Linked DNA regions of Mus musculus: region 1 is linked to region 2. Evidence: chromatin contacts called from ENCODE Hi-C or POLR2A ChIA-PET data. All regions are on one chromosome and are shown on one strand. Each heading gives the region's core, a stretch centred on a gene start or an enhancer-like site at or near the end of the contact. The rest is flanking DNA. Distances are from core to core; before and after follow the strand shown.

What was found. Hi-C counts contacts between places; a loop is a spot of excess contacts on that map. ChIA-PET counts read pairs that join two places held with the same protein, here RNA polymerase II (POLR2A).
Region 1: a loop to region 2 is called in a map of gastrocnemius, with 2.7 times the contacts of the local background. The contact joins the enhancer-like site here to the promoter of Tdrd3 in region 2. A Hi-C loop is called at or near these places in 9 of 37 maps with a recorded cell type or tissue (adrenal gland, gastrocnemius, heart and 1 more). POLR2A ChIA-PET finds 5 or more read pairs at or near these places in 2 of 5 experiments (Patski and embryonic stem cell).

The regions. Positions count from the first base shown.
Region 1 is chr14:87,450,218-87,454,525 of GRCm38, forward strand. The region is part of intron 1 of Tdrd3 (tudor domain containing 3); the gene reads left to right. Among named protein-coding and RNA genes, the nearest start is that of Tdrd3, 36 kb to the left of the region's middle. Within about 2 kb of position 1,640, at least 1 of the 3 ENCODE cell types and tissues checked has a DNase peak (open chromatin) inside an H3K27ac peak, as active enhancers do; it is gastrocnemius, where a contact is called at or near this core.
Region 2 is chr14:87,415,071-87,418,879 of GRCm38, forward strand. Tdrd3 (tudor domain containing 3) reads left to right here and starts at 1,513. Exons shown (of 14, transcript NM_172605.3): 1 at 1,513-1,778. The coding sequence starts at 1,738.

The DNA.
Region 1 (4,308 bases), core at 390-2,889, 35 kb after region 2:
TAACTTCTTGAGTTCTTTGTATATATATTGGATATTAGCCCTCTATCGGATGTAGGGTTGTTAAAGATCTTTCCCCAGTCTGTTGCCGTTTTGTCTTATTGACAGTATTCTTTGCTTTACGGAAGCTTTGCCATTTTATGAGATCCCATTTGTCTATTTTTGATCTTAGAGCATAAGTCATTGGTGTTCTGTTCAGGAAAATTTCCCCTGTGCCCATGTGTTTGAGGCTTTTCCCCAATTTCTCTTCTATTAGTTTCAGTGCCTCTGGTTTTATGTGGAGGTCCTTGATCCACTTGGACTTGATCAAGCTTTGTATATGGAGATAAGAATAGATCAACTTGCATTTTTCTACATGTTGACTGCCCGTTGAACCAGCACCATTTGTTGCTGTCTGTTTTCTACTTGATGCTTCAAGCTCCTTTGTCAAGATCAAGTGACTGCAGGTGTGTGGGCTCATATCTGGGTCTTCAGTTCTACTCTATTGATCTACCTGCCTGTCTTTGTCCCAATACCATACAGGTTTTTTTTAATCACTATTGCTCTTTAATACAGCTTGAGGTCAGGGATGGTGATTCCCCCAAATTTCTTTTGTTGTTGAGAATAGTTTTCACTATCCTGGGTTTTTTGTTACTCCAAATGAATTTACAAATTGCTCTTTCTAAGTCTATGAAGAATTGAGTTGGAATTTGATGGTGATTGCATTGAATACTCAAAATGCAATTCACAAACCGAATGACGCTCAAGAAGGAAGACCAAATTGTGGATACTTTGATCCTTCTTAGAAGGAGAACAAAATCATCTTGGGAGGAAATATGTAGAAAAAGTGTGGAGTAGAGACTGAAGGTATGACCAGTTTAGAGACTGCCCCACCAGTCATCAAACCCAGACATTATTGTAGATGTCAAGAAGTGCTTGCTGACAGGAGCCTGATACAGCTAGCTGTATCAGAGAGGCTCTACCAGAGCCTGATAAATACAGAGGTCGATGCTCACAGCCAACCATTGGACTGAGCACAGGGTCCACAATGGAGGAGCTAGAGAAAGGAGGACTGAAGGAGCTTGCAGCCCCATAGGAAGAACAATATCAAACAACCAGACCCCCAGAGCTCCCAGGGACTAAACCACCAACCAAAGAGTATACATAGTGGGACCCATGACTTCAGTTGTCTATGTAGGAGGGGATGGCCTTGTTGGATATCAGTGGGAGGAGAGGTCCTTGGTCCTATGAAGGCTTGATGCCCCATTGTATGGGAATGCCAGGGCGGGGAGGTGGGAGTGAGTGGGTGAGTGGGGGAGCACGCTCATAGAAGCAGGGGGAGGGGGAATAGCATAGGGGGTTTCTGGGGGCGGTGGGGAGGACCGGAAAAGGGATAACATTTGAAATGTCAATAAAGAAAATATGCCCCCCCCCAAAAAAGAAAGAAAGAAAGAAAGAAAGAAAGAAAGAAAGAAAGAAAGAAAGAGAAAGAAAGCATCTTTGTAGCTACTACACATCAGAACACAATTAGGTGCTCACTGTACAGATCTGAGCACCGGAGCTGGGCTTCCTCAGACAGACATAAGCAGTGCAGATGTGACTGCCTGCCTGTGACCCTGGCATTCAGACATGCTAGCACCAGAGCAGCTGCCTCCAGGCTCAGCACAGTACCTGTCTATTATGGTGGGCTTTGAGGACAGTGTGCCCATGCCAACCTTGGAACCCCACGTGCACTTATGCAACACACTCACACACACACAGTCACACACTCACACTGTATTCATAAATTTCTGCATTTCCAAAGGATAAGTGTAGAAACAAAGTAAACAAATGTATCTTTTCATGGACTGTTTTTTGTTTTATCAGTTGTACCTTTGAATGTCTACTAAAGGAGTTTCTTCTAAACTTGATTTTTATATCAAACAAAAATTCGGAAATTCCAACAGTTCATTTTATTTTCTCTTTATTTCCTGGCAGCAACAACAGCGACAACAACAATGAAATGTCCTAGCCTGCTTTAGTACGTTTATTTGAGGCTTTGCTTTCCAGCAGCAATGCAGTATTTTACTAGTGAATCGATGCTGCCATCTTGTGGTCTTTTCCGGTAGTGCAGTCTTCATAATTATCCCTGTTAGGTCAGCTCTTCAAAGACAGTCCTTAACAACAACAACTTTTGATTTTTAGTTTCCAAATTTTAAATGCTTTAAAATGTTACCTTAGATATAGTTTTGTAAAAGATTTCCCCTAGAACTTTTACTCTGGCCATTGAAATTCTTAAAGTTGACCAGCAGGTTGTTAATTTTAAGTATCCATATTGTTTTGTATTTCCTTAACTAGCTTTTCAGGATAATAGATACTCTGTAGTGTTTAGTTAGTTGTAAATAAGTTTTTGCACATTTGTCTTATTTCTGCTACAGACTATTTTTCTGAAGTTAGGCCTTTTGTGTACTATGACTTTCATGATGATTTCTTTGACTTTAAGTGTGTCTATTTTTATAACAAACTAAAATTTGATGTAAAAGACACTAATGTTTAATGTGTTGTGAATGTATGTGTATGCAGGAAAATTATTATAACAGATTAATATAGCAGCAAAAATATCTTCGATTTGTACATAAATCATAAAAAGTTAACACTGAGAAAAGCAATTCTAAAGATAGTTTATTATTAAATGAAATATATGTTGTATTGAGAGAAGTTTACTAAATTAAGACTACCACCAAGGACTTATACTCAGAGGGACTTTAAACACACACACACACACTCTCTTTTTATATATATATATATATATATATATGTATATATATATATACATATGTATACACACACACACACACACACACACACACACACACACATATATATATATATATATATATAGCTAGCTTTGGGCCATCTATATGTAAACCATAGAAACCATAGAACCATAGAAAAAGTTGTATTTCCAGCTTGATTTCTGTGTCCTGCAACTGAAGTGTATTATGTCCTTAGGAAAAGCTCTTATCTCGGTATAATAGGCAACTAAAAGCAGCAACTGTGTTGTTGTGAGGTTGCTGGGACCTCCCTTGCTCTGAGATTTTTATCTTATAACCAATGCTTCCCTTGGGAAGAAAAATTCTCATCCATGCAGGATACCTGTGCTCATCCTTTTGTTGTTGTTAAGTCTTTTCATTCACTTTTATGTACATTTCGTTCAATTACACACACTCATCCCCCTCTGGTGTGTGTGTGTGTGTGTGTGTGTGTGTGTGACTGAGAGAGAGAGAGAGAGAGAGAGAGAGAGAGCGCTCATGTGAGCGTGCTCATGTATCCGCCCTCCTGCCTGTCTCTCACCTCCCCGTCTGCACTTGACCCTCTAACCCACAGACTTCCCTGTCTACTTTTGTCATGTGTTCTGCTTTGTTCAGCCACCTTAAGTCCTTGCACCCTTCCCGCTATCATGGACCGTCTACTTTTCAGGCCTCTATGAACACTCCAAATTCAGCACACAAATTGAAAATCTTGAAGATCCGTGTATAAGACAGAGCAAGTGTTTTTAGGTTACCTCACTTTGTATACTAATTCCTGTCCCGTCCATTTTCCTTGTCATTTCACTTTCTTTAGACATGAATGAAGTTCCATTATGTAGAGGTACCACAATTCCATTGTATGGTCATCAGGTACTGGACATCTACACAGCTCAATTGTTCTAGTGTGGCTTGTTCTTTCTTGTGTACTTATGGATGGATTTGCCAAACGATTCTTTCAACTCTATCTTGATCACACTGCTGTTGCTGTGAAGAGACACCGTGACCATGGCAACTGTTCTGAAAGAAAGCATTTAATTGGGGCTTGTTTCAGAGGATGAGAGGTTTAGTCCGTTATCATCGTGACAGGGAACCTGCTATCACACAGACAGACACTGTGCTGGAGAAGGAGCTGAGAGTTCTCCGTTCTGTTCGCATGCATCAGGAATAGAGAGTGATGCCGGGTCTGCCTGGCTTGTGGTTTCTAAGCCCCCAGTGACACTTCCTCCAATCAGGCCACACCTCTTCAGCCTTCTCAAGTAGTGCCACTCCCTGATGAGCCTGTGGGGGTCATTCTTAGTTCAAACCACCACAGAGTATCTTCTGTAGCGCTTGCTAAGTGGTCATAGAAACCCTTAGTCAATTTTTATCATGCAAAGTATTTTCTTTTCAGTTATGTCACATAATTTTGCTGATAACAGTAATATGGTTTGGCAATAGGGAATCCTTCAATGCCCTTCTGGTCTTAAAAGTTTTGGTTGAATAATCTGTTATTCTTATGGGCCTGCCTTTTTATATGTTTGTTTTGTTTTTATTTGTATATTGT
Region 2 (3,809 bases), core at 263-2,762:
GCAACCATATGGTGGCTCACAACCACCCGTAATGAGATCTGATGCCCTCTTCTGGTGTATCTGAAGACAACTACAGTGTACTTACATATAATAAATAAATAAATCTTAAAAAAAAAAGTTATGTTTGCTATGGTCTATTTAATAACAAAGTTGGCAATTAACCTGAGCTGTCCATTTACTTTTATTTATTTTTTTCCCCCTCTGTGTTCAGGTCAGCTTGTACATATAAACACACTTGCTGCTCATGGATGATTTAAAACATTTTCTACCACTGCAAATACTAGGAAAGAAATTTATTCCAGTTTCTGAACATGCTGTACACATTTAATTATACGTAGGAGCAAATGTGTGTTCAGAAAGACATCATAGCATATTTCCCAAGGAAGGCATAGTGACTTTAGAACTGTGAACAGCTAAAGTGAGAAAATGGAGATTTCAGTTAACTTCTGGATGCTTAATACCCTTCTTTCTCTAATAAGTTGCTTTTAAGTCTCAGGAGCAGCTGCCAATTTTGCAGTCTCTCCGAAGTCTGGCTCAGTGACGGTGACAGTAAAGGTGAAGCAGCCACCGCGACGGGTTGCAGACCGAATATAAGTTATTTTTTTATTATTAGATGTTTTCTTTATTTACACTGCAAATTTTATCGACTATAAGTTCTTAAATAGCCTGTAAGTCTGCAGAATCACTGGGAAATAACTTGCCCCCGACTCTCCTCCTCCGCGCCACCGTCCCAGGAGGAGAAGGACCCAGATTCTGGAGTAAACTTTTTAGGAGCACCAACAGGCCCGCCCCGACCCAGAAACCTCTTCTCTGATTGGGCTGTGTGACTCCTGATTGCCCAATCACGATAGGAGCGTTCCGGCGCAGCTCGGTGGCGTCGCTGCGCGTGCCCAGTCGGGGACACGCCGTGCACCCCGGTCCTCCCGCGTGCGGCAAAGGGCACGGCGTAGGGCGGTGCTAGCCCGGTTAGGTGCCGGTGCCAAGGTCGCTGGGCCACGCTGGGTTAGGGCTACGCCCAGCAGGAGGGTGACAAGAAAAAAAAGTCTTGTCCCTGTTGCCCAGTTTCAAAGCCAACTCCCTTAAGTGCAGGGTTAGGGTGTCGCGCTCACCCAACTGCCTGCGGGGACCCAGAGTGGGGTGCGAGCCGCAGTCTCTGAGCCTCGGCCGACCGCAAGGCCGGGCGAATGGAGCGGGCCCTGGTGACAACAGCCAGCTCGGGTGCAGAATGGGCTGGGCTGCACCGCCCCAAACGTGGCCGTGGTAGCATCATCCCCGATGCGCCGCCGCCCGGGCCGCGGGGGTCCGTGTCCCGCCCCGTGAGGCAGCCTAGTCCCTGGGATGCGCGGCTCCCGCATGTGTGTGCAACTTAGAAAGTGACCAAGCAGCCCGGTCCCCGGCAGCAGGAGCGGCGCCAACCAGCCTAGCCTAGCGCCGTCCCCCGCGGCGCCGTGTCCGATCCCCGGCCCAGGCCGCGTTTGGCGGCTCGCCGCTCCCAGCCCGGGCCGGCCCCTGCGGCCGCTCACAAAACGCGGCGAGCGGAACCCGCACGCGGAAGCGCCCGTCTCACTGAGCATGCCCAGTGGCACAGTCGAACAGAGGAGTTTTTTTTTCTTTTTCTTTTCTTTCTTCTTTTTTTCCCCCTCTTTCTTCTTTTTCTTTTTTCTGGGTCTCCAGTAGGAGGCCCGTCCCCCACCCTCAGTTCAGACCCCCGCCGTCCCCGAGCCTGAACAGCTAACCATGGCCGAGGTGTCCGGCGCCGCGTTGTCCCAGGCGGGTTGGTAAGTGCCGCGTCGCGCCGGCCGCCCGGCCCCGGGCTCGGGTCCGGCCCCGGGGAAGGTCGGGAGAGGGGCGCCGGGGATGCGGCGAGGAAGGCGGCCACGGCCACCCGCCCCCGTCCTCTCGGGGGCCCTCGGGGCCGGCTCCGCCCCCGGCGCCACGCGGAGCTGGGCGAGCGTCCCCGCTCCCCTAGGGGCGGCGGCCTGCGACCGGGAGCGGCGCGCCGGCGGCAGCGGCGGCGGCGGCCCGCGGGGAGAGAGCGAGGCCTCGGGGCCGGGGAGCGGGCGGCGGCCAGGCCCCGAGCCGCGCCGCTCAGGAGCACCCGCGGGGCCGAGCACGGCGCGCCGCCGCCCCTGGAGGGTGTCGCTGCGGCGGACGCGGGAGGCGGCGGCCTGCGGGAAGTTGGCGGGAGCACGGAGCCCAGCCCCGCGCGGCGGCCGGAGCCGGCCCGCTGCCCTCGTTTCAAACTACCGCGCTGACCGGAGCGCCGCTGCCCTTGCTGCACGCTCAACTCGCGAAGCAGAGAATGACCGTCCCGGCTACTCGTGCCGGGGCTGCCCCGTGGAACTTTTCTGGAAAGGATGGTGTTGGTCTGATCTTTTTTTAAAAAATACTTTTCCAGCCGTGACTTTTGGGGATCTGAAAGCAATGACAAATTACTTGACATTAAGCAGTTTCTGGAATTGCAGCCACACCAGTTGTAAACATCCAGTTTAATTCAGCGTCGCTTTCCCCAGCCTGGCGTAGGTACCTTCTGGGCTGATGGGTAGGGGTGAGGATGAAATACAGATTACTCGTCCCAGCTTTCTGAAACTACACTTTAGTGAGAAGGGAGATCAAGAAAACTATCGCAGTGTTAGCAAAGCGTGAAGGACAGACCGAGCACTTGATGACTGAAGGAGAGAAGTGGGTTCTGGCAGATGGTGAAGAAAGACTTTGCAGATGTAGAGTTAGGAATGTGTTCATTTTGGAGAAAGGACACTAGATCCTAGAGGTAACTGGAAGTAGGGAGGTATTTGAGGATTAAAGCCAAGAAGGAGGAAGCCAGTGCTTAAAGGGTTGGAATTTTACTTTGATCTTAAAGTTTTGACCAATAGGGCAGAGACAAAGCAACCCTGCTGTGAATGCTTTGCTAATTGACTTGACAGGCCTTTTTTTTTTCCTGCCCTACTCACAGGTGTAAAGATGAAGGCAAAGAATTAAGTAACTTTCTCCCATGACCTGGCTAGAAAGTGGTTGAAATAAATGTTGATGTAACTAGGCTGGTTCAGTCCTGTGTACTTAGTATTTGTTTATAAAGTACAGACCTCCTCACCCCCCGCCCCCCCCCCCATTTACTGCAAATTGTAAGTTAAAAATTTCACTTTATTCAGTTTTATTTTCCTCTTTCAATGGGATGCCTCCTTTCATTTTCTTGATTTTTTTTTTTTAACAAGGCTGTCCAGAATAAGCTTAAGTCTGTCTTCATTTTAGTTTATGTAGCCCAGGCTGGCCTCGAACTCATGATGGGATTGCAGGTTTGGATCACACCAGACTTAGCATCTATTTGAGTTCTACATTACACTGAGTCTTACTCTTATAAACTAGTGATACCCCTTTATTTACACATATGGCCTTTTGCGTAAATTCTGAAACATGGCTGCATCCTATAAGAAGGTTTGTTAGTTTATTAGGATCCCAGAAGATTCTAAATTTGTTTTATCCGGACTTTTATAACTAACTCCTTAAGGGCAGAGAAGTCTATATTATTTTTCTGTGGTATCTTAGATACTTAGAAATATATTGCATCATAGGGTCTTATTCATTTGGAAGAGTTGACCTTGGAATGGCCCGGTCAGTCACAAATGCCCAGGCAGAGTCCGGTTCCTCCTTTAGTAAGATTGTTACAAATCTCCAGCAATGTTACATTTTATCATTTGCCACTTTGTACTACAAGTTAGGTTTACATATTCCTTTCTACCAATCTGTTTTGCTTCTGAAGAGTCCAGATAAAGGCTGGGATCGCTAAAGTTCTTACATCTCTAAGGTGGGTA